2 separate regions of the Homo sapiens genome follow, and region 2 is linked to region 1. A link is a loop called in an ENCODE intact Hi-C map of the cell type or tissue named here. Cell type or tissue: HCT116. All regions are shown on one strand. Each heading gives the region's core, and the rest is flanking DNA. Links, peaks and the distances in the headings are about the cores only. Region 1 holds the start of LOC105378153 (a long non-coding RNA gene). Region 2 holds the start of LOC154449 (a long non-coding RNA gene).

Evidence for each region. Hi-C counts contacts between places; a loop is a spot of excess contacts. Peaks named below come from ENCODE experiments on the same cell type or tissue, not always from the same donor. Only the 100,000 strongest peaks of a DNase experiment are listed, where the experiment ranks them.
Region 2: it touches region 1 in a loop (2.2-fold over the local background); 10 of 110 quality-filtered maps call a loop at or near these places.

Annotation. Positions count from the first base shown.
Region 1 is chr6:170,155,350-170,167,783 of GRCh38, forward strand. It overlaps LOC105378153 (a long non-coding RNA gene), which reads right to left and starts at 5,095. Exons shown (of 3, transcript XR_943322.3): 1 at 4,776-5,095; 2 at 3,603-3,690; 3 at 419-693. It overlaps LOC102724511 (a long non-coding RNA gene), which reads left to right and starts at 5,293. Exons shown (of 3, transcript NR_125878.1): 1 at 5,293-5,347; 2 at 7,122-7,379; 3 at 7,462-7,678. RefSeq lists enhancers at 5,282-6,146, 8,677-9,614. In HCT116, for the core only: no CTCF peak of the experiment used is centred there; DNase peaks (open chromatin) are centred at 5,112 and 5,402; H3K4me3 peaks cover 1,655 bases; H3K27ac peaks cover 1,351 bases.
Region 2 is chr6:170,255,134-170,267,567 of GRCh38, forward strand. LOC154449 (a long non-coding RNA gene) reads right to left here and starts at 7,436. Exons shown (of 3, transcript NR_002787.2): 1 at 7,283-7,436; 2 at 3,237-3,368; 3 at 1-244. It overlaps LOC285804 (a long non-coding RNA gene), which reads right to left. Exons shown (of 3, transcript NR_126021.1): 3 at 11,536-12,434. RefSeq lists enhancers at 11,487-12,063, 12,064-12,434. In HCT116, for the core only: a CTCF peak has its summit at 5,770; a DNase peak (open chromatin) is centred at 5,748.

The DNA.
Region 1 (12,434 bases), core at 4,070-6,569:
AGAACCCAGGACCCCTCCACAGAACCCAGGACCCCTCTATAGAACCCAGGACCCCTCTACAGAACCCAGGACCCCTCTACAGAACCGAGGACCCCTCTACAGAACCCAGGACCCCTCTACAGGACCCAGGGCCCCTCTGTAGAACCCAGGACCCCTCTACAGGACCCAGGGCCCCTCTATAGAACCCAGGGCCCCTCTACAGAACCCAGGACCCCTCTACAGGACCCAGGACCGTTCTACGGAACCCAGCGCTTGTCCCCTGGCCCCTGCAGGTGTGTCCTGCTCTGCACTGCACAGGCAGTGGGAAGAGTGGGGTAGTTGCGGGACGCCCCGATTCTCTTCAGGAGGAGGTGTCACCTGCCTCACAGAGGACTAGGTGAGCAGTGGATGCAGGGTTTGTTTTAAAACAACACACAAGCCTTTCTGATCTCATGTTCCTTTCTAAGAATGGGTCTGGCCAAGACCTGCGCCTCCTGAGGGTCGCTGTGGAAATAAATTCTCTCTCCGCAGCCGACCGAGGCCACGTCCAGTGGCCACCACAGTGTCAGTTTCTGCTGTTTGCCTTTCTTCTGTTGGTCAGCACACTCCGTCCCTCAAAGCTGCGCAGAGAAAATGCAGCGATCACAGGGCCCAGGGCTGCATTTCGGAAGCCACAGGCAAGACGACAGCTCAGCTTTGCAGCCGCACACGGTCCTGCTGAGATGGAAAATGCAGTGAGCGGCGGTCAGCTATTTCGGGACTGAACGGGCTTACAACCACACTGCCAACTTCAGACAGCGGGTCCAGAGGGCGAGGGGCTGGCTGACAACCCACTAAAATATGGGATCCATTTCTAATCAAGATAAAGGATTAGGGACATGATGTCTGGTCACTTAGGAGCATAAAAGCATGTTTGGGGAAGTAATTATATGCTTGGGATGGAATCTTAAACCCAAAGAATGAGAAGCCAATTTATAGGCCGTGATAAAGCTGGGGCTAAATTGGTCCCAACTGTTGAGAACCTGGGTAAGATTTCAGAAGAAAAATCTTTCCACGGATGTTCCTATAGAAAGCCTGGCATCCACTCGGGTGGGAGGCAGTTGTTCTGAACCAGGGAGGCTGCGCCCTGCGGGGCAGGTGCACGCGGACCACCCCACGCCTTCAGCCGAATTGACTTCCACAGAAGGGGGCAGGGCTCGGGGATGGTCAGCCAAAGGAAAGCCAGACACCGCTGTGGGGTGGGGTGCACAGATGCCACCTCCATCGCAGCAGGCCTAGAGTAGACACAGGGTTCCCCAAGGGGCCCTTGTGAGTCACCTGCCCCTTCATCCCCGGGAGCCACGATGGGCTTTATGACCACACGTCCTCCGGGAGAAGCTGCCCGTTCCCATAGCCCCCACAGGGCCTCCTGTCTGCGTGGGCGCCCACCCTCTCCTGTGCAGACACCATAGGCCTGAATGGTGCAGAACTTGGGCCTGAGGCAGGGAAGGGGCCCCCTGGGACTCTAAGGACTTCCAGAACTCCAGCGCCACACATGGGCCACAGAGGCAGCAGGAGACGCACTCACACCCATCTCAGCGCCCGCACGACCTGGAACGCACTGGGGGTGCTGCTGGGAAGACAGGAAGCGAAGGGTCTGGGCTCCCAGCATCACCTGGGCCCTGCAGACCCCCCAAGGCTGGGCTCCCACCAGGGAGACTGAGCCCAGGACATTTTAAATCCCACGGGCTCTGACGTGCCACTGGCCAGACACTCCAAGTCGAGGCCATTGCCGTCTCAGGCAGCCATGCACAACTCTGGTTCCCAGGCCGGCAGCCACAGGCCAGCTGGTCAGAGCCCGAGCTCCACCCCAGGGCCCCCAGAGCCTGGCACACATGGTCCCGAGGGCTCCCGTCAGGCCATGACCTCCCCATGCCAGATTCCCTCGGAGGCACTTCCTGCCTGCAGCAACACCATAGCAAACACTGAGGCTGAGGCTGTGCCCACCCCACATCTGCAGCCCCTCCAGAGACCTCTCTGGTTCCGGCTCTGCCAGCAAGCAGCGAGGACCTCCACAGGTGAGCCACAGCCTTGTGGCCCGAGGCCTTCACATAAGGGTGACCCTCTGAGCTGGTCTCATGCTGGCCCTCAAATGTGTCTCTGTGTGCCACGGAGTGAGAGAATTTCATACAGATCATCCAGAAGAATGATTAGGAAAAGCCCCACACAGCTTTGGGCCCTGCAATGTGGGGAGAGCATCCTGCATGGTCTGCTGGGCCCAATATAACCCCAAGACCCTCAGGTTGTGGGGGGCATGGGGACCAGAGATAGATGGTGGGAGAGGCCAACCCACACTGCTGGGTCACAGAGAGATGGCGGGAGAGGCCGCCTGAGATGCTGGGTCACAGAGAGATGGCGGGAGAGGGCGACCCGCGCTGCTGGGTCACAGAGAGACGGCGGGAGAGGGCGACCTGACATGCTGGGTCACAGAGAGATGGCGGGAGAGGCCGACCTGAGATGCTGGGACCAGAGAGAGATGGTGGGAGGGGGCGACCCGCGCTGCTGGGTCACAGAGAGATGGTGGGAGAAGCCAACCTGAGACGCTGGGACCAGAGAGAGATAGTGGGAGAGGCCGACCTGAGATGCTGGGACCAGAGAGAGATAGTGGGAGAGGCCAACCTGAGATGCTGGGACCACAAAGAGACGGTGGGAGAGGGCGACCCGCGCTGCTGAGTCACAGAGAGATGGCGAGAGAGGGCGACCTGAGATGCTGGGTCACAGAGAGATGGCGGGAGAGGCCGACCTGAGATGCTGGGACCAGAGAGAGATAGTGGGAGAGGCCGACCTGAGATGCTGGGACCATCAAGAGATGGTGGGAGAGGGCGACCCGCGCTGCTGGGTCACAGAGAGATGGTGGGAGAGGCCAACCTGAGATGCTGGGACCAGAGACAGATGGTGGGAGAGGCCGACCTGAGATGCTGGGACCAGAGAGAGATGGTGGGAGAGGCCGACCTGAGATGCTGGGACCAGAGACAGATGGTGGGAGAGGCCGACCTGAGATGCTGGGACCAGAGACAGATGGTGGGAGAGGCTGACCTGAGATGCTGGGACCAGAGAGAGATGGTGGGAGAGGCCGACCTGAGATGCTGGGACCACCAAGAGATGGTGGGGGAGGGCGACCCGCGTTGCTGGGTCAAAGGCAGAGGCTGCAAGCCATGGGCAGCCTTGAGAAGCTGGAAGCGTGGAGGGCAGCTGTGTGCCTTCTCTCCTGGAGCCTCCAGGAAAGGGGCCGGGCAGAGGTGGCAACAGGGAGAGTACACCGGGCACCCGCACCCCGAGAGAAAGGGAGATGCTTTAAAAAGCTCCAACTGGCTGAATTCAGAGGGAAATAGCATCACAGTTTGCAAAAAGTGGTGTCTCTCCTAGTAAATTTCACATATATTTACACTGCACCGATGGAAACAAGACTCATTGTCAATTATAATAAATCCGCATTTGTGCTCCCAGCAGCGTTGGCAAAGTGCGTTAAGGTGCATTAGGTTATCCGGGCCTAGAAGCAGACGTCGGTGCAGGCGCCGCTGTTGCTGTTTTAGAGACGGGTCGGGCGCTGCGGCCCCGTGGGGGCAGGCGGTTCTCAAGCTCACCTGCGCTGCTGAGAGGGAATGGCGATTTTCTCACTTTTTATGTCACCGCATCTCAGGGTTTGCAGGCAAAAGTCAGCAGACTCACCCTCTGTGATGAAAAGCAGGGATCGTTTCGAGGCTGGACTCAGTGCACTCTCCAGGTCTTAGAAGTGATGAAAATGTTCCCTGAAACTGCCTCGCTTGGCGCTGAGTGACAGACAACCCAGGAAAGCCCTCCCTACAGGGTAACTGCGGGACAAAGCGGCGCCTCCTCTCGCGGGCAGGCGGCTGGCTGAGCCCCCAGGCCCACGTCCGGGCATCCTCTCCCTCTAAGCACGGAGACGCCCCCGGCCCGCCCCAGCCCCTTCACCTGCCACTGATTAGGGGACCAGCATCCAGCCCGGGCCCTGTGCAGTGCCGCCCGCCATCCTCCTGCATTAGCATACTCCTAATTGATTAAGTGGATGATTGATTATTGGACCCGTGCGGTCTGCTTTCCAGACCCGTTGGCTGGGAATGGAAAGCCACGCTCGGCCCTCGGATGCAGCAGAAGCCCCCTGCCCCGTCCGCTCCAGGCTGCAGAGCCGAGGTGATTGGCGCCAGGCTGCCCACCCCGCCTGCCCCAGCAAGTGCGTCGCGCCCCCATGGTTTCTGCTGTTTGCATGTCAGGTCCCGGCAGGAAGCTGCAGTCCGACGTTGCTCAGCGTCCAGCAAGGGGCTGCCCAGATCCCGTCTTCCACAGACCCCCTCTGAGGCCCTCGTTCCCTCAAACCCCAGGAGCCAGCTCTGCCCCCGCACAGCTCCACGGCCCCAGGCTGCTTCCCGCTACTGTAACAGACGACCACAGGTCGCATAGGCCAGAGCCCGGCACGGCTTCTTGGGTGACAATCGAGGGGTCCTGACCCAGCACCCGTGGGCACACCCTTATTTGGAAATTGGGCCTAGCCCGGAGTGATCATGAGGCCACGTGACATGGGCGTGCCAGTCTCACCAACGTGTGTTTTCACGGGCACCACAGAGTCTGTTTTCTATGGGTGGGGCAGCGGTGAACATATCCCTCTTAATAGCGGTACGGGTACGGCCAGGGAGGCGGCAGAACGTAGACAGAACCCGGGCACTGAGAGACCGGTGCCGCCCCCCGCCGTCCACACAACCCGGGCCTCGGGCAGCACCAGCAGGACTTTTATTCCTCACCCCGCACGCCGCCGTCCATCTCCTAGGCCAGCGTGATTCTTCTGAGTGCAGCTGGGTCTCCTCCTGGGAGATCCGGTGGCTCTAGCAGCGTGGGTGCTGGGAACAGGACCAGCCTCGCCGGCGGACAGTGTGGACGCCTGAGGGCAAACCCTGGACCACTCTCTCCCCGGGGGACTCCGTTCCCGCCTCCAGGGAGCTGCGAACGCTCCTTCTGGGACACCTGTTGGCAAGAAACCAGTTCAATCGTCTCACTTCCAGAAACGATTCTGTGTTTTGACAGAAGTTTTCAGGCAGCAGAACTCAGCCAAAAGGATGTCTGTGGGCGGCCCTTCCGGGGGCGTGGCCAGGCAGGTGGGCGGCCCTTCCGGGGGCGTGGCCAGGCAGGTGGGCTGCCTTCCGGGGGCGTGGCCAGGCAGGTGGGCGGCCCTTCCGGGGGCGTGGCCAGGCAGGTGGGCGGCCCTTCTGGGGGCGTGGCCAGGCAGGTGGGCGGCCCTTCCGGGGGCGTGGCCAGGCAGGTGGGCGGCCCTTCCGGGGGCGTGGGCAGGTGGGCGACCCTTGGGGGGCATGGGCAGGTGAGTGGCCCTTCAGGGGCGTGGCATGTGCAGGTGGGCAGCCCTTCCAAGGGCGCGGCCAGGCAGTTGGGCGGCTCTTCCAGGGACATGGGCAGATGGGCCACCCTTGGGGTGCATGGGCAGGTGAGTGGCCCTCTGGGGCTGTGGCTCAGGCAGGCGGGCAGCCTTTCCAGGGACATGGCACTGGCAGGTGGAATCTGTTGTCTAGGCAGGTGGACCTGGGCACTCCTGGGCCTGCTCCTGTGTGGGGGCTGCCCTGGACAGGCCAGTCAGAGTCCATTCCACAGTTAAAGCTCGAACTTCCCGAAAGAGGCAGCTCTTCTCAGGACAGGCCACGACTCCTGCAGGCTGGGCTGTGGGGCTCCCAGATAACCCCACAGCCTGCTGACCGGCCGTCAGGAAACGGGGGCAGGGCACCCTCCTGGCCTCGCTCCCTCCCCGCCGGGGGGTCTTCATTAGCCCCCTGTGGAGCACAACCAGCCAGCAGGCCTGACCCCTGACTCTCACTCATTCTTCCACAGATTAATTCCCCAAATTGACAAATTAAGGGGCGCGGTGTGCCCAGGGTCACAGTCACACTGGGTTCTGGTCAGCATCAACCTGGCTTTAAAGAGGGTTTGGACTGAGGGGAGGAGGAGCCCAAACAGACCCCAGGCTCCAAGGGGAGGCAGAGGCAGGGCGTTCTCAGAACTCAAGGGACCGAACACAGCAGGCCAGGCCGCGCTGCAGCTATGCCTAAAGCACCCTGCCTGGCGTGGCTGCGGGTCCCTGGATGTGTGAGAGGCCTCCCAGGAGAACCTGACAGGTACAAAGCTTGGGCTTAGGACTAGGGTGCTATTGCCCGGGATAAGACTTTGTATTTGTATAATATTTTGCAAAAATCTATCATTTGATCCCCACAGCCTCTAACATAGTGAGGATGGCAGAAATTACCATCTCCACTTTTTTTTTTTTTTTTTTTTTTTTGAGACGATCTTGCCCTGTCACCTGGGCTGGAGTGCAGTGGGGCAATCTCAGCTCACTGCAACCTCCACCTCCCGGGTTCAAGTGATTCTCCTGCCTTAGCCTCCCGGGTGGCTGGGACTACAGGTGCACGCCACCATGCCCGGCTAATTTTTTGTATTTTTAATAAAGACGGGGTTTCCCCATGTTAGCCAGGATGGTGTCGATCTCCTGACCTCGTGATCCGTCTGCCTCACCATCTCCACTTTTTAAATGGGGAGGCGAAGTGACTGGTTCAAGAGCACAGCTAGTTCCAGGGGGGCAAAGTTTCCTCCTGATCTCACCCCGGGGCTCATTCCTTTAACCCCAAGGCTTGCCACATACCAGGGTGTTGGGGACAGAAAGAAAGATGTACAAATTTGGCAAGAATAGTCAACCAATTCAACACTTCTTACTGAGTGCCTTCTGTGTGCAAAGGATTGCACTCACCAGCGTCTGAGGGATCCGGAAGCCCCAGATGTAGCCCCGTCCCCGGGACTTGGCAAGAGGAGGAACGCAGGCACAGACAGCCCCTGGGGGATGCCAGGAGGGACCCCCCCACTCAGAACCCCACAGCAGGAGCTCAAGAATGCACTCTGGGGCAGGGTGGCTGGAGGGCCCTGCACTGAAGCCCACGGTGCTGGCTGGTATTGATCCCACTCGCCCGTCTCAGCCTCTGGCTCCGGTCCCCTCCCTGCTCTGCCAGAGGTCCCAACAACCACAACCGTCTGTCACCCTCCCAGTGAGGCAGGAGAGCACCTGGCCCTGAGTCCCGTTTGTCCCATTTGTCCAGTGGAGCAGCCACCGGCCCTGACCTGGACCACGTGCTGGGCGCCTCCTGGCAGCCCGTTCTGCTCCCGAATGCCCCGGCTTAGTCAGTCTGGGATGCGGCCCTGGACACCGGGCTTTATGCAGCTCTGAAGTGATCCCAGCACACAGCCCGGGTCAAGCTCAGCGCTCGGCAACCATAGGCACCCAACAACGGGCTGCAGCCATCAGTAACAACGGCAGCTCCAACGCCCAGAGAACTCACGGAGCAGACACACATCAGGTACTCCAGGTACACCAGCGATTCAGGATCATCCCCATGGCAGCCCTCCTTCCTCTGAAGGATTTTTTCCCACTCTCCTCAGATGAAGACGCGGAGGCCTGAGCGCTGGGGGTCGCCCGGGGCTGCACAGCGGGTCAGAGGCCAACCCTGGGCGGAGCCAGGCCACACCCTCCCTCAAGGATTCACAGTCTCCCCAAAGTAACCGCAACGAGGGACCCTCCCGTCACCAAACTTCCTTTCAGTCACTTCCGCTTGTACTAATTCTGGCCCAACCGTTCATTATATTTTTACAATTCTTATCTTGGTGTGTATTTTTTGACCCTAAAAATCCTAACTCCATTCCATCAATATTTTGTATATGCAGATTTCTAGCACAGTAAGTCATAAAATGTGCCTCTCCTGGCAACACAAAAATGTCTTCCTGTTGCTTTTAAGACCACCGACTGATGCTGCTGCCTGGATATCCACTTGCAAGCATTCCCGAGCCTCAGAACGTGAACTCGCAAACGCTCAGGCACCAGCTGTCTTAAGCCTAAATCTGCTCTCCACCAAAAGGGTGGCATTAGATGGCGTCTCACTTTACATATTTTCATTTTTATAACCACATTCCTGGGGTTTGAAGCTACTGTAGGTGGTTGAAGCAAGGAGTGAAGAGCCGGTGTTGAGGATGGGCTGATTTACAGGGACAGGAGCCTGCAGTCACCACAGCGGAGCCTGTAGGAATGAGGCAGAAAAGCCAGGGAAAGCACTGTGGGGACGGCTCTGACTGCTGAAGAGTGTGCACACACACACGTACACACACACGTACACACAGACACACACACACAGACACACACACGTACTAGCGCTGTGGGGGCGGCCCTGACTCCTGAAGCATGTACACACACGTACATGCACACACACATACAGACACACACACACAGACACACATGTACCAGCGCTGTGGGGGTGGCTGTGACTCCTGAAGCATGTGCACACACGTACACAGACACACACATGTACACACACACATGTACACACACACGTACACACACGTACACACACAGACACACACGTACACACACACACGTACACACACACACACAGACACACGTACCAGCACTGTGGGGGTGGATCTGACTCCTGAAGCATATGCACACACATACACACGCAGACACACAGACACAGACGCGCACACACACACACAGACACACGTACCAGTGCTGTGGGGCGGCTCTGACTCCTGAAGCATGTGCACACACATACAGACACAGACACACACACACCAGCGCTGTGGGGGTGGCTCTGACTCCTGAAGCTCATGCACGCACACACACACACACACACACACACTCCAGCGCTGTGGGGGTGGCCTCTGACTCTTGAAGCATGTGCACACACACGTACACACACAGAGACACACACGTATACACACACAGAGACACACACACGTACCAGCGCTGTGGGGGTGACCTCTGACTCCTGAAGTGTGCACACATACATACACACGTGCAGGCATATGTGCATGGACATGTGTGTACACACAGCACACACACACGCATGCTAAAGTACCTGTTTCCCTCAGATAGGGCCACACTCAGCACAGAGCTCACCAGGGGCCCCTCCCAGAGATGCGCTCCCCCCTACCACATGACCCCGGAATGGCCATGTGTGCAGGGTGCTCACAGCACACATGTGCTCATGGTGCCCTTGGCTTCGTGGCCGGCTGTGCCAATCACGTTTGCTTCATCTCCATGGCTTCTCTGACCATCATCCCACACTGTGGTAGGCAGAGCGGTGCCCCCCAACGATGTTCCATCCTAGACTCCAGCATTGGTGAACGTGTCATGCTACATGGAAAACACAATTTAGGCTCCAGACGAAATGAAGGGCGCGGCTGAGCTGACCCGAGAGGGGAGATTGTGCCGGGTCTGAGGTGCCACTGGGTCCCTGGACGTGGGAGAGGAAACAGGCAGGAATCGGGGGGACGTGCGTGAGAAGGGCTGAGCCCCATGGCTGGCTCTGCAGGTGGAGGTGGCAGCCTCAAGCCACAGAACGCAGCCGCCTCTGGAGGCTGGAAGAGGCCTGGGGCTAGGGGAGGATTCTCCCTGCGGCCTCCAGAAGGAACCAGCCCTGACGACAGCTAGAGTTTTAGCCCAGTGGGACTCTTTTCAGACTTCCAGCCACAGAGCTGTAGGATAATAAATGTGTGTGGCTTTAAGCCACCAAGTGAGTGATTACAGCGGCAGTAGGAAATCAGTCCCCACTCCAAGGAGAACTTCAGACTTTGAGAAATCGTAAAGGAGGGTCTGTAAACGAGAGGTCAGAACGAACGAGCTTCCAGGAGTGACTCCCCAGGGTGCCCTTTTCCGGGGCCATCCCCACAGTGACCTGGCATGAGGTCCAGCCAGAGCCAGCACAAGGGACCCGGATGGCCACCTGGTTAGGCACGGATCCAGTGCTCCCTACGCCCACTTCCAGCTACAGACTCCTGGGACTTCACAGGAACCCCTGCTGGCCACCGCCTGCTCCTGCCTGGAAGCTGGAGTTGGGAGTCAGTCAGGGCTGCTCTGCACTCTGGCCAGACTTGCTGATTCACCCCATGAGAGTGGGCTCGTCCCAGTCCCGGCCACCCCCTGCCAGCCCCAGCCATGGTCGCCGCCCTCCCAGCAGGCCTGCCTCTCTCTGGGGATGGCTTGTGTTTCGGGGTGGGGTCATGCAGTCCGTCCAATCCCTCACACACATCACCCACCCCGGTGCTCTCTCCCCGCAGGGGCCACGCAGCCCCCATCCATCCCTCACACAGATCACCGCCCCCCTCCCAGTGCTCTCTCCCTGCATGGCCACACAGCCCATCCGTCCCCTCACAATCACACCCCATGCACTCTCTCCTCACCTGAGCTTCGCAGCCCTTGAGATCACCAGCGTCGTCATGCCGGCGGCTCAGGGCCATGGCAGCAGATGCCGGCTTCCCCTTAGAAACATCCCAACCACACAAACAGCCTGTTCCCTCACCTCCTCACCTCCTAATCCTGGAAAGGGAGACTCAGAAGTTCCAAGTGCAACATTCCTGGGACTCTAAAAATAATTTACAGAGAGGCTGCGTGGGCTGGAGCACCAAGCCCAGAGCTAGGGAGGCTGCAGCTGGGCCATGAGAGGTGTCGGGCGCACCCTGTGTGTGGAGCCAGGCCCCTCTTTGCGAAGCTGGGGATGGCCCAGGTGGGCTCCTCACGGCCCAGCTCTGACCCTGATGGTCTTACACCCAGATAGGACCTGGGCACCGTGGGCATCGCACTGCAGCTGCAGCGCTGAACTGTTTTATCCATGAGACAACCAGCAGGCAGGAGGAGAGGGAGAAACATGTCTCAAAAGAAAGCGACGTCAGGTCGGGCGACAGCACAGTGCACTGCCCCGGGAGCACAGGGAATGTGGATGGGACGGGAGGCGGCTGCTGTTAAGCACATTATGTGAGTAGAGACAAGATTAGAGGAGGCTGAGTTAACGAGACAGGAGAAAAGTCTGGTGAAATTTGACATAATATTTACAGATATTTTATCTTAATTCTCAAAGTGCCTTAAAATTTTGATATTTCTATCGAATGCTTTGGGGTCACAATATGATGTTGTCTTTAAGAGAAATTCTGAAACCAAACGAGGGGGAGTCCAGGACGTGGATGTCAGCCTGATGTCCTCCACAGACGACATCTAAAACCACCACGGCACGGCTGCTCTTCCCTCACAGTGAAAATGATGGCAGCCACGAGGGGGTTAAATTCACTCCACTCCAATCCAGTGAGGGAAAACCACGTCATCCGGGTGCCCGCTGCCCCGCAGGGATCCACATGCAGGCAGGCAGAGCCAGGTGACCCCGGCACCCGGGGAGGGGCTGCTCCCGGAAGGGCCTGGCACAGCATTCACCAGACGTGCCTGCTTGGAGCAGGTCCCTGGCAAGGCAGGTGCTACTCAACCTTCTGCCAAGGATAACCACGGCTCCTGCATCCACGGAGCGCGTGGGCAAGCGTGTAGGAGACCAAGCGGACCTGTGTGTGAGAAGTCCCTCTTTGGTGCTCAGCCGGCCGCCCGAGGCACCTGCCACTCCAGTGTGTCCTCCATCTCCCAGGCTGGCCTGCCCTTCAGACTTTCCAAGACTTCAGAGACCTCCAAGTCTGCCCTGATTGTCCCATCCGCTGGCCACCTGCAGGGAAGCCCTGTTTCACCGAGTTTCTCAGAGCCCACACTGCAGGTTGCTGGGGGCTTCAGGCTCCTGGGGCAGAGCTGGAATCTGGGCGCGCGCCGGCCCCACCGGTCCCGGTCTCACAGGCGCGTCTCAGGCTTCACGCCTCCCTCAGTGTCAGTGGCATCACCCCGTCCTCCTAAACACGGCCAGCTCAGTCGCTGATAAGCTGAGGGACAGAATAAAGGAACTTAGAAAAGACCCCCAAGCTGACAGTTGCTCTGGAAGCCCCCACTGTGCCCAGGTTGAGGCTGCTGTCCCCTCCCAGCTTCTCTCAGGACCAAAGCCCACCCCCAGGACGGATGCCTCCGCAGAGGCGCAAGAGAGCTCTTATTCCCGCAGTCTAACCGTGAAAGATCCAGAAAGTTAAAATACATCTCTTCACGCACATGAGGCACTCAGGACTGTGGTTGGCACAATTCCTAGTGCTCCACAAATTGTAGTTACCACTTCTCAAAAAAAAAAAAAATGTGGGGGTGCAGGGAAGGGGCTCTGCCTGGACACTTATCTCCCTCAGGTCTCCTGAGCACGTGACTCCCAGGGATGGGGTGACCAGCGTTTCCCAAACACTCAACCTGGGGACACTCTGGCAGGGAGCTCTGAGCAGAACGAGGGATCCACCACGCTCCCTTTGGGAAACATGCCGCGTTCACATGAAGACTTTTGCAGGAAGCCAGGACATCGTTCAGATGGAGCCGCCAGTGCGGGCTCCTTGCTGAGGTGCCCTGAGGTCAGGTGGGGAAATGCTGACGTCTTTAATGGGCAAGTGGGAGGAAGAACCCTGCAGCCTTCCGGACACCACCCCAGGGGACAGGAAGCGCCGCTCTGTTCCGGCCCAGCGTC
Region 2 (12,434 bases), core at 4,362-6,861, 100 kb after region 1:
AATGCCCTGTGGAATGTGCCTGTGTGGGTTTAGTGTGTCTTGGTGCTTTGGCAACATGAAGAGCTGTACATTCATTCTTTCTGTAGGAAGCACTTCATATGAGAGACAGAACTCTCTAGAACGCATGACGTACCTCTGAGAAATGGAGAAGACCTGATTCACGCACACGACAGGTGTGATCGAAGGCACTCCAGGCACGAAAATGAAGAAGGAAACTCCCAGCCAGGGGCAGTACTTGTACTTCCTGAAGTTCACCAAGAATAAAACACGATACTCTTACTTCATGATACGGGTCTCTTTCAAAGACTCTAGTGCTCTACAGACACATTATTGCATTTAAGTTAACAAGATTCTATTGGGTAGATACTGTCGTTGATAAATGTTTCTCAGTTTCCATCAGAAAACTGGGCTGTATGAGTTTTGGAGACTAGCCAAAAGTAACAATAAACCAAAAACACATCCTGCCTTCATTACCAGTGTCCACGAGGAACTGCTGTGTTAGGCAATTTAGTATATCGGAAAGCCCCTAGGCGCACTCTCCACCCTCCCTGCCCCTGTGTGAGTGGCGTCCACTGGGATGCCTTCTCTGCAGTGGTCACAGGGAGACACCATGGAACCGAGCCCCTATGTCCTGTGCACCACAACAGCCAGCCGTGACCCACTCCCTCGTCCACGACCATGGAGCCAGCCGTGACCCACTCCCTCGTCCGCGACCATGGAACCGAGCCCCTGTCTCCTGCACACCACACCAGCCAGCCGTGACCCCACTCCCTCGTCCGCGACCATGGAACCGAGCCCCCGTCTCCTGCACACCACACCAGCCAGCCGTGACCCCACTCCCTCGTCCGCGACCATGGAACCGAGCCCCCGTCTCCTGCACACCACACCAGCCAGCCGTGACCCACTCCCTCGTCCGCGACCACGTAGGTCGGACACCTGACTGCCCCACAGTGTTTTTAACCAGAATTCATTTCTGGTGCCCTCTTCTCAGCTGAGGGTGCATTTCTGGGTGATTCTGTTGCCCTCTTTTCTCAGCTGAGGGTGCATTTTTGTCCTTGTCAGTTTTGTCTGTCTGAGACCCAAGATCTCTCTGGACCATGTGTCTCACCTGAGGGGCACAAGCCTGGTGGTGGATTGGCAGAGCAGTGACACAGGTGAGCACCCCGATAGGAAAATCTGAAATCCAGAATGCTCCAAAATCAGAAATGTTTTGAGCCTCGACATGACACCACAAGTGAAAAACTCCACCAGTCCTCATGTGATGGGTCACAGTCAAAACACAGTCAGCACTTTGCTTCATGCACAAATTATTTAAAATGTTACATAAAATGACCTTCAGGCTATGTGTATGAAACATAAATGAATTTCATGTTTAGATTTGGGTCCCGTCTCAAGATATCTCATTATATATATGCAAATATTCCAAAATCCCCCAAAAAATCCAAAAATCAAAGCATTTCTGGTCCCAAGCACTTCAGATAAGAGACCCTCAGCCTGTGCTGAAGTGGCTGCCGCTACCCCTAAAAGAGCAGAACAGTTTCTCACAAGCAAAGCCCCTGGGACCCGGGGGATGGGGAACGAATCTCAACTAGAAGCCCCCTGTGGCACCGAATCTCACCGCCCGCAAGTCCCAGCCTGAGCAGTTTTCCCAGGCCTTCTGAAAGAAGGAAGGCTGCTGTATCTGGCAAGTCGGGGGAGGACTGTTAACCCGGGGGCCTGCTGTAACTCAACGAAACATGGAGAGGAGTTCTGTGCCGACCCCAAAGCAACGCTTCTCCAACGCGAATGTGCAAGAAACCGCCTGGGTCTGCTTAAAATGCGCGTTTGGATTCAGGAGAAACCAGCACCCAGGTGGCGCCGAGGTCGACAGACGCTGGAATCTCATCCCTGAATTCTCAACGTTTGCTTCCCTCAAATAGACTTAGTAGAACGATCATGCGTAATACCTGACTCTATCACTATTCTGAAGACTGATGTGATGTTACATTTCGTATACTTTAAACGTGTTGGAAAACAGAAAAAATGTAAGTTGTGATTGTGAAATGTATTATATGCTGGAATCGCTAGTCCCAGTCACTAAAATTGTGGCACCCCAAAGACACGAGGAGAGAAAGATTAAAAGTGAGACACTCCTCAGTCTTAGTTCTTGTATCTCTCTTTCCTGTTCCTTTATTTATTTCATCTCATGTTTCTCTTCATATGAAACCGTGTGCAAGGTGTAGCTGTACCCCCACCCAGGCCGGTGGAGAGACCCCGTCTTGTTTTGGAGGTTACCTGTGAAAGTCAATGATGCCAGCTACAGACAATAGACTGCATGTTTATTTGGAGTGACTGCATCAAACGGAAACCAAGGTCCTGTCTCCAGGCAGCCAGCTGCTCCCATCTGTCTGTGCCCATGGCACAGGTGGGGCCTTCCGTGGGCTGCAGCCAGCACCAACCAGTACATCTGGTTGACCACAACGGGCAAAAGTAAAACCTCATGCCAATAAATGACCAAATCAAAATAGAATTTCTTTTTCTGGCTGATCTCTGCCACACAAAAACCTATCTTCAGAATTGGCTGAGTCAAGCACCCAGCCTGCCCTTGTCCAGCCCCTGCAAAGGGAGGTAGGATGGAGCCATCTGGCATGGACCACATGCACTGGCCAGTGTGGTCTCTCTACCTCCTGAAGGCCAGCACTTTGAAAACAGCATTGCAGTTTCCGGCTCACACTAAGGAGTCAGTTTGCAGATTCTGCTGGAGGACTGGCCACTATTCGAGATTCTGTAAGATATTCCAAGACATCGAACACATGGTTCCTGCCCTCAAAGAGCTTATAATCTACTCAGGCACAAACATTAAAATGCACACAGCAACATAAGGCTAAATGTAACTACTGCTGGCTTACTCCATAGAACAGGCCCTAACTGCCGAAAAATCTCAGCTGGAGTAGAGGGATTCCTGCCTGGGGTAACAGTAAGCTTCCTATAAACTTATTCACAGCTGGGATCAGCTGAGCCTTGAAAAACAGATAAAATTTGACTCAGAAAGCACTTTTTCTGGGTGGAACACAGGCAGTGACTGAGAATACGAAGTGTGTCTCTACTAAGCACTTTTACACATATTTATCTCGTTTAACCCTCACAGCAGCACTACACACTTGGACCTGGACCTGAGAGAGCCCAGAACCCCAGTAGCAGCTATTATCCCCATGTTTCCAATGGGGAAAGAGTTCTGAGAATTTGAATCACCTCACCAAGGGGACAGAGGTAACGGCAGAGTCACGCTGACCAGCTCCAGAGCCACCGCAGCCCACAGTTTCTATGTGACGCTTCGGCCCTTCTGCTGCTACTGGGGTTCTGGGCTCTCTCAGGTCCAGGTCCAAGACCTAAAGAGAAATAAAACACTCTAAGTGATGTGGGCCAAGCCTCACATGAGTATTACAAAACCAAAGAGGCTTCACAGTCCCCAGGAACCCTGCCCTGCTGCCGAAAACTGGCCACCCCTCGAGGGAAATGACACATAATTCCCTCCAATCTCATCATTAGTGGCCTGCTTGGTTAGCCACGGCCAAAAAGAGGAAATCTCAGGGAAACATTCATTTCTTCTGCCCTAAGCCCTGCAGCCATGATTGCTTTTATAAGCAAATTGTCTGCTTCATAAAAATGTTTACAGCATTTATTATATTTTTCTGATACACAGTTATTGTTTAAAAAAATCTTTTAATTACAGAAAAGGCACAAAGAAGAAAATTAATCCCTAGGCAACTTGTCTGAACCATGTAAAGTCCATACTTGGCCCAGAGCCCTAGACCAATTGACAACTTTGAAGCTTCAGATAAAAGATTAACAAATCCCGAAGGGATAACTGGGCAAGAATGGCGTCAGTGTCTCTGTTAGGACCCACAGCCAGTAAGAAGAGCGTAAGATTCAAGTCGGACGGGTCACGGCACTGCAGGTCACCCACCACATCACCAAGGAACACTTTACCCTGAGTTTCCAGTTTCTCCAACCTGGAGTAAAAAAACCCACCAGCCTTTTAGAATCGTTGTGAGGAGCAGAGACCGTTTACACCAAGCGCCAACTCAGTGCCTGGCACACAGTCAGCAATGATGTTTATCGATCCAGCTTTCTCACAATGCTTTGGAGGCAGAATAATTTTTCGAGAATTTCCATGAGTCTTCCAAAGTTCTGAGTCCTAATGTGAATTTGCAAAAATGAAATTAATTCCTGGCACCTCCTCCCTGCCCTGGGGCCCAGCAAGCCTCCTTCTCAAAGCCCTCAGCAGCCCCAGGAAACCCTGGGGCGTCTGGGCACCTTCTCACTGCACCCCAGTGAGTTCAGGCAGAGGATGACGCAGGCTGCAGATGGCTGGAGCCCATCGACCTTCCTGGAAGTGGAAGTCCTGATGGGAATCCCCGCGCTGTCATCCATCCTCCTTACAGAAAGGGTCAGAGTTCATTACCCATTCCATGCCCTGCAGAAACCAGGGTCTTTACTTTGGGCTGGCATGACATCAAATCAGATTTGCACACTGGTTGACCAACTCAACAGCTCCCTTTGGCAGTTAAGTGTGACTTCCATCAACCAAATGGTAAAACATTAAAGTAAAAATAAATGCAGGTTCTATGGAAAAAACAATTAAAAAATGGCCTTTGATGTTCCCGATATATTCTGACAATCCTAGAGATTTAAAAAGCAGCATAAGGGATTATTTATTACATAAAAAGATCAAACAAATTGATAGAAAAATGTATCGATAAGAAATCCATTAATATGATTTAGATAAACATGAAAGAAAAATTGTAAATCTTAATGAGAAAATAGCCAGACTTGCTCATGGTCAAATAATGTAATTAAATAATCGTTTATTTCATTATGTTACAAAAATGTAATGATAAGTTGTGGTGAAATGTATCCTTATATATTAGTGATACTGAAGCTTGTTCAATGCGGGGAGGAGAGATGTGGCAATGTGTATCAAGAAACAAAATTATGTTTATGTCCTTTGACCCAGTAATTAACATGGCATGAGGGAGGGGCATATATTGGTCATAGTGTCATTTATAGAACAGAGAATTTTCAAAATAAATGCCCGATGAAGTATTAAGCAGACTTTTACAATTATGGTTTTGAAGACTATGTAGCAACTTAGAAATTGCAGATAACATACTGAGTAAAAAGAAAAGCAGAATGTAAAAATCGTTCCTGGACTATGATTGCAACTTTGTAAAAAGTGCACATAGGAAAAAGAAGTGCAAGAAAAATGGCAAATGACTGTGGTTAAGAATACTAGGATTGGGCCGGGCGCAGTGGCTCACTCCTGTAATCCCAGCACTTTGGGAGGCCGAGGCGGGCGGATCACAAGGTCAGGAGATCGAGACCATCCTGGCTAACACAGTGAAATCCCGTCTCTACTAAAAATACAAAAAATTAGCCGGGCGTGGTGGCGGGCACCTGTAGTCCCAGCTACTCGGGAGGCTGAGGCAGGAGAATGGGGTGAACCCGGGAGGCGGAGCTTGCAGTGAGCCGAGATCGCGCCACTGCACTCCAGCCTGGGTGACAGAGCGAGACTCCATTTCAAAAAAAAACAATACTAGGATTGAAGTTTGCTTCCTAACTTCCAGTGACACGGTTTTTTCAATCTAGGATTTAAAACAAAAATTATGCTTTACAGCAAAGGAGAGTTTGGGTTTTCACTCCCGGAGGTGTTCGGAGGCCACCGCAGCCCACACCACGCCCAGGTGGAGCCACCACCTGTGCCTCTGCAGCCACTGATCTGGGAGCTGCCCCCAGAGGCAGCTGTGCAGATAGCAGATACTGCTCCTGGTTGAGGACCAAAATATGAATAAACGGGCTCTTCAAGGACAGCGTGACAATATTAAATAAATGTTGCATAATGCAAACACTGCACCTAGGTAAAGCCACTTACAAAATTGATTTATTTTGATCTGTTTTAAATTTAAAGGTTTGTAATGTGGAATTACCGTGCTGGGTAATTGCCCACACACCACATTCTACTGAGCCGAATGACATTCCATGTATACTTCAGAGCTGTATCTAATTTCTTAAACACAACCTTTTTTTTCAAATTTATGTCACTCCATAAAAAGCAACTCTTTTCACAGTGACAATTGTAAGTAAAAAATATGAAAATATTTTCCGTACCTTTTCCCAAAATTTCACTAAATCTTGAAAACAGACCTTAAGAATATTTTTCCCGCACTTACATATCTCTCTCCTCTGCCACCTCTGCTGCAGGTCTTTTGGACTTGAAGGCCTTGGTTGTATTGGGATTAATAAAATATGTTTATATACATGATTTATAAAAAGTAAAACAAGGTCGGGCATGGTGGCTCATGCCTATAATTCCAACACTGGGAGGCCAAGGCAGGAGGATCACTTGAGGCCAGGAGTTTGAGACCAGCCTTGGCAACATAGTGAGATCCCATCTCTACCAAAGAAAAAAAAATTGTTTTAATGAGCTGGGCATGGTGGTGCCTGTGGTCCTAGCTCCTTGAGAGGCTGAGGCGGGAGGATTGCTTGAGCCCAGGAGGTTGAGGCCGCAATGAGCTGTGATTGCACCCCTGCACTCCCGCCTGGGCAACGGAGCAACACCCTGTGTCTATTTTTTAAAAATAAAAAAGTAAAGCAAGACAACACTATGACTCTCCATCCTAACACAAGTCAAGTCCTGAGCTTCTGTAGAAAGAGCCCACCACGGCCATGCAGGACCTCATGGAGAATCAGCAGGTGCACGGGTGCTCACTGCAGCTCCCGTCTGCATCCTGGAAGCTTTGGGTCTTGGACTAATGAGGACTAAGCCTGCGCAGTCAGTTCTCTCAGCCAGAGACTGAAACCACCACCAAAGAACCTTGAGGAAACGCGCCCATCCTTGCTCCTTGGGAAAATGTGGATAGTTAACGTGACCAAGCAGGACAGCGCGGCAGCCTCCCTCGTGTTAAACCCACGTTGTACTCATCCTGGGGGTGCCTAAAACGTGGCAGCCTCAATTCCTCAATGGCTCTGGGATTCTTGGGAACCGAGGGGAGGGAAGGGTGGTGCTGGCTGCCCGAGGCTCAGCCCTCCAGGCCTTCCCAGAGCGCCAGGGCCGCCACTGCCCTCCTTGGAGCAGCGTTGCATGGCTCCACGAGGACCAGGGTTCGAAAATTTGAGGTGCTGTCTCTCAAGCTCGGAGTTTGCGGGAGCCCTTGCCCCGCCGGCTGCCGTAAAAGCTTTGGTTAAATGCTCTGAACTGAAGGTCCTTCCCGCGCCCCCTCAGAGACTCCAGAGGCACACTCACCCCCAGAGTGAAGCAGCAGACAGAACCCAGGACCTTCTCTGCACTCACACGGGAGAGGAGCATGGACGGGCCTGAGCCTGAAGCGTCGTTTCCTAAAAAGAAGGCGCTGCTCCCGGCCCCCGCACGAGGCCCTGCCGGAGTCTCTGCCAGCACTGCGCCTGCCGCTCTTCCCTCAGCCCCATCGGCAGGAAGTCGGCTCTTTAAAGAGTTTTAAATCAGCAGTAAATCACAGTTTCTAAAGCTGTAGCACTGATTGCAGCGAACCCTCCAGACTGGGCATCACGCGTGCCCGTCAGGAGCAGCAGCCGCTGAGACTGTGATTCTCCTGCAGCTGTGGGGAAACAGAAGTCCAGTGTTTATCCAGATGCATCATTTGCAACTATTCACTCGTGTGAATTAATAACAAGGAAAGCACACATGGTGGGGGGAGCCCGAGCTTCGTCCCCACACAGTGTGCCCCTGCTGTGTGACCTCAGGCCAGTCCCTTGGCTTCTCTGGGCCTCAGCAACTCACGCTTTTTTTTTCTTTAGGGACAGAGACTTGCTTGTTGCCTAGGCTGGAGTATAGTGGTGCAATCATAGCTCACTGCAGCCTTGAACTCCTGGGCTCCAGCCATCCTGCCACCTCAGCTTCCCAAGTAGCTCGGACTACAGGCATGCGCCACCACACCTGGCTAATTTGTGTATCTTTTTTTTTTTTTTTTTTTTTTTTTTTTTTTTAGAGATGGGGTCTTGCCACATTGCCCAGGCTGGGCTTGAACTCCTGGGCTCAAGCAATTCTCCTGCCTCGTCCCAAAGTGTTGGGATTACAGGCGTGAGCCACGGCACGATTCTACTCACACGTTTTGAAGCTTGCCACACTGACGCTGTCTTCTATTCTATTCTCTGCACTAAATTATGAGAAAGAATTGAGATTTTTTTCAGGGATCTAAACCAAATTGTACAGCACTGGTCTACACACATGCACACACACGCCCTGTGAAACAGCTTTTACCTTTCAGAGCATAATCGGGACATTGTAAGGTGTTCTATGTAGTTTTAAAGGAGTGGAGAAGGTACTCACATCCACCAGCAAAGACGTGAGACAAGGGATTCAGGGGCAGGGTGACATTTGGAGGGAAAGGGAAGGGTCCTTCACCCACAGGCCCTGCAGGAAACGCTCGCGGTGGGAGGACCTGGGCTTTGCTCATCACCTCCCTTCTGGTCAGGACCCCACAGCAGGACAGCGTGAGCCCACGTGCTTGTGTTCTGAGCAATGTCACCTCAGCAGATACACAGCAGCCAGGCGGTCCCAGGCTCCACAGGCAGAGACTCAGGTTGGGTGTTGGCTGTTTCTTTTTTCCAATATCCACCTCCCTTGAAATCAGGACTTTGAAACTTAGTTTTGCAGAGATTGTGTTTCCCTGCACTCTACTGAAGTAATTACCAGGTTTTTCCTGACCTTTGCTGACCCCAGGGAAGTGTTTTTATTCACATTTCCATTCTGGGATTTCTGCGATCTCCTGGATCCACTGCCTGCAATTCCTTGGAAAGACCCAAACCGGAGGAGGCAGAGGGTTCCCTTCAGCAAACACGCTGGGCCCCTGCAGTCACAAGGCACAGAGAGCACGAGGGTCCCACGTTCTCCGCACGGTCCCTGCAGTCTGGAGGTGCAGGGAGTGTGTAGCTGTTACACATCCGATGGCAAGGGCGTCGACTGTGATCACGGGGCCTGATGAAATGGATTTAGAATCAGTTTCCCCATCTGTGAACTGAAAGGCTGGGAGAGGTGATTTCTCCACCCAGGGGGCCTCCAGTCCTGGTGCATTGGGGCCATTCTTGGAACACCCAGGGGCCCTTCTAACAGCAGATTAAACATGCACTCACCGGTCCCTGCCACACAGAACATGACACTTCTGCATGAGTGCTGAGGGGTCTGGGTGGGAGCCATGGGCAGCTGACGCCATCAGAAAAAGCTTCCGCATGCAAGGCAGGAGGAGGAGGAATACAGCTGTGTGTTCTGAGAGATGCATGTGAGGTGATTTTGTCACTGTGTTAACATCACTGAGGACACACACACACACCTAGAAGGTGTAGCCCACCGCACACCCAGGCTACGTGCTGGAGGCCGAAGCTCCAGGCTACAAACTCACACAGTGCTGAATACTGCAGCCAATTGTCACACAATGGTAAGTATTTGTGCACCTAAACATATCTAAAAAATAGAAAAGAGGTACAGTAAAAACAAGACATAAAAGATGTAAAGTGGTACGGCCGTGTAAGGCACTTGCCATGAATGAAGCTTGGGCTGGAAGCTGCTCTAGTGAGTCCATGAGTGAGTGGGGAGTGAGTGGGAAGGCCAGGACATGACCGTACACTGCTGTAGGCTTTATACACACTGCACACGCAGGCTGCTCCGGTAAGTCCATGAGTGAGTGGGAAGACCAGGACATGACCGTACACTGCTATAGGCTTTATACACACTGCACACGCAGGCTGCTCCGGTGAGTCCATGAGTGAGTGGGGAGTGAGTGGGAAGGCCAGGACATGACCGTATACTGCTGTAGGCTTTATACACACTGCACATGCAGGCTGCTCCGGTGAGTCCGTGAGTGAGTGGGGAGTGAGTGGGAAGGCCAGGACATGACCGTACACTGCTATAGGCTTTACACACACTGCACACGCAGGCTGCTCCGGTGAGTCCATGAGTGAGTGGAGAGTGAGTGGGAAGCCAGGACATGACCGTGCTGCTGTAGGCTTTACATACACCACACACTTAGGCTACACTAAATCCATTGTTAAAAATTTCCTTCTCTAATAATAAATCAACCTTAGTTTACTGTAACCTTCTTGCTTTATAAACTTTTTAATTTTTTAACTCTTTGACTCTTATAATATGTAGCTTCAAATACAAACATGTTGTACAGCTGCACAAAAATAGTTTCTTTCTTTATATCCTTATTCTATTAGCTTTTTTCTGTTTAAAACATTTTAACTTTTTAAACTTTTTTGTTAAAAAACTAAGACACACACATCATCCTAGGCCTGCATGGAGTCAAGATCATCAATATCACCGTCTTCCCCTCCACATCTGGTCTCACTGGAAGGTCTCTGGGGGCAGTGATGCACAGAGCTGTCGTCTCCTGTGATAACACGGTTTCTCCTGGACGCCTCCCGCAGGACCTGCCTGAGGCTGCTCTACAGTTAACTTTTTTTTTTAATAAATAGAAGGAACGCACTCTAAAATAATGACTAAAAGTTTGGTATAGTAAATACGCACCCGGGAACAAAGTTTATTAACATTATCTGGTCGTGTGTGCTGTGGACGATCACGTGTGCTGGACTTGTGCCCGGCTGGCAGCGCTGTGGACTTGTTCACGCTGGCGTCACACAGGGGCGGGAGCCATGCGTTGTGCTGTGATGTGACAGCCAGGTGACAGCCGAGGGACCAGACGCTTTCAGCTCCATGACAATCTTACGGCGCCACCGCCACCTGTGGGGTGTGCCGTTGACGGCAAAGTCCCTGTTTGGTGCCGGGCTGTATCTGAGCACCTCGGCTCATCCAGAAGGGGTCTAACCAGTCTAAACTTCCGTCTGAAACTGGCCCATTTCATCAGCGTTCTTGGGAAAATGAGGCAAAATAGACTTGGACATTTCAGAGAAAACATTCACAGTGTTAGTACGTTTATCTGACATTATTTACAATCCCTCCGATTACAAGCAGTTAGAAGAGGAGAAGGAGGTCAGCTGGCCGTGGCAGGGAACAGGGCCTCCTCTCCTGATCTTTCCCATCTCAGCAAAATGCCCCATTGTGTGGCTCAGGGGAAGTTGAAGTCGAAAGCCTGGCGTGGGGAAGCAGCTGCTGGGCCATTGTTTAATCTGAGCTAATGCAATGTCACCACGCCCAATTATGTGGCCGCAATTTGGGTTACAGTTGCTTTGGTCAATATGATCACTTTCTTTTTTGTTTTTCAAAGAGGTCAAAGGTTGGGGGCTGGAGGCTGAAGCAGTCAGGCAGTGAGGGGATTGGGGACCCAGAGACTGGTTTCTTGGAAAACACCCCCAGGAAAAAGATACTCTGTCACAAAATATCAATGCCAGCCAGATGTCACCAGTCTTTTTTTTTTTTTTTTTTGCATGTGTTTCTTAACAGCTGGTAAGAATATCAGCTGAAATTATTCGCCACAAGCACACACTTTCTGTTTGTCTCCAGATAAAGGGATTTAAAATCCCGTTTGTCAGTGAGGGAAGGTGGAAACTGTGGAATGGATTTTTCTGGACCAAAAGGTAGGTGATTCCCCCCTTCCGTGCTGCCCAGCCACAGCCCAGAGAGACAGAAAGGTGGAGACTCACGGCAGGGCCGCACGCAGGGCTGTGTTGTCCGCTTCCTGGGACGGTACCCTGCGTCCAGCACACTCACGGCCAGGGCCGCACGCAGGCCTGTGTTGTCCGCTTCCTGGGACGGTCCCCTGCGTCCAGCACACTCACGGCCAGGGCCGCACGCAGGCCTGTGTTGTCCGCTTCCTGGGACGGTCCCCTGCGTCCAGCACACTCACGGCCAGGGCCGCACGCAGGCCTGTGTTGTCCGCTTCCTGGGACGGTCCCCTGCGTCCAGCACACTCACGGCCAGGGCCGCACGCAGGCCTGTGTTGTCCGCTTCCTGGGACGGTCCCCTGCGTCCAGCACACTCACGGCCAGGGCCGCACACAGGCCTGTGTTGTCCGCTTCCTGGGACGGTCCCCTGCGTCCAGCACACTCACGGCCAGGGCCACACGCAGGCCTGTGTTGTCCGCTTCCTGGGACGGTCCCCTGCGTCCAGCACACTCACGGCCAGGGCCACACGCAGGCCTGTGTTGTCCGCTTCCTGGGACGGTCCCCTGCGTCCAGCACACTCACGGCCAGGGCCGCACACAGGCCTGTGTTGTCCGCTTCCTGGGACGGTCCCCTGCGTCCAGCACACTCACGGCCAGGGCCGCACGCAGGCCTGTGTTGTCCGCTTCCTGGGACGGTCCCCTGCGTCCAGCACACTCACGGCCAGGGCCGCACGCAGGCCTGTGTTGTCCGCTTCCTGGGACGGTCCCCTGCGTCCAGCACACTCACGGCCAGGGCCGCACGCAGGCCTGTGTTGTCCGCTTCCTGGGACGGTCCCCTGCGTCCAGCACACTCACGGCCAG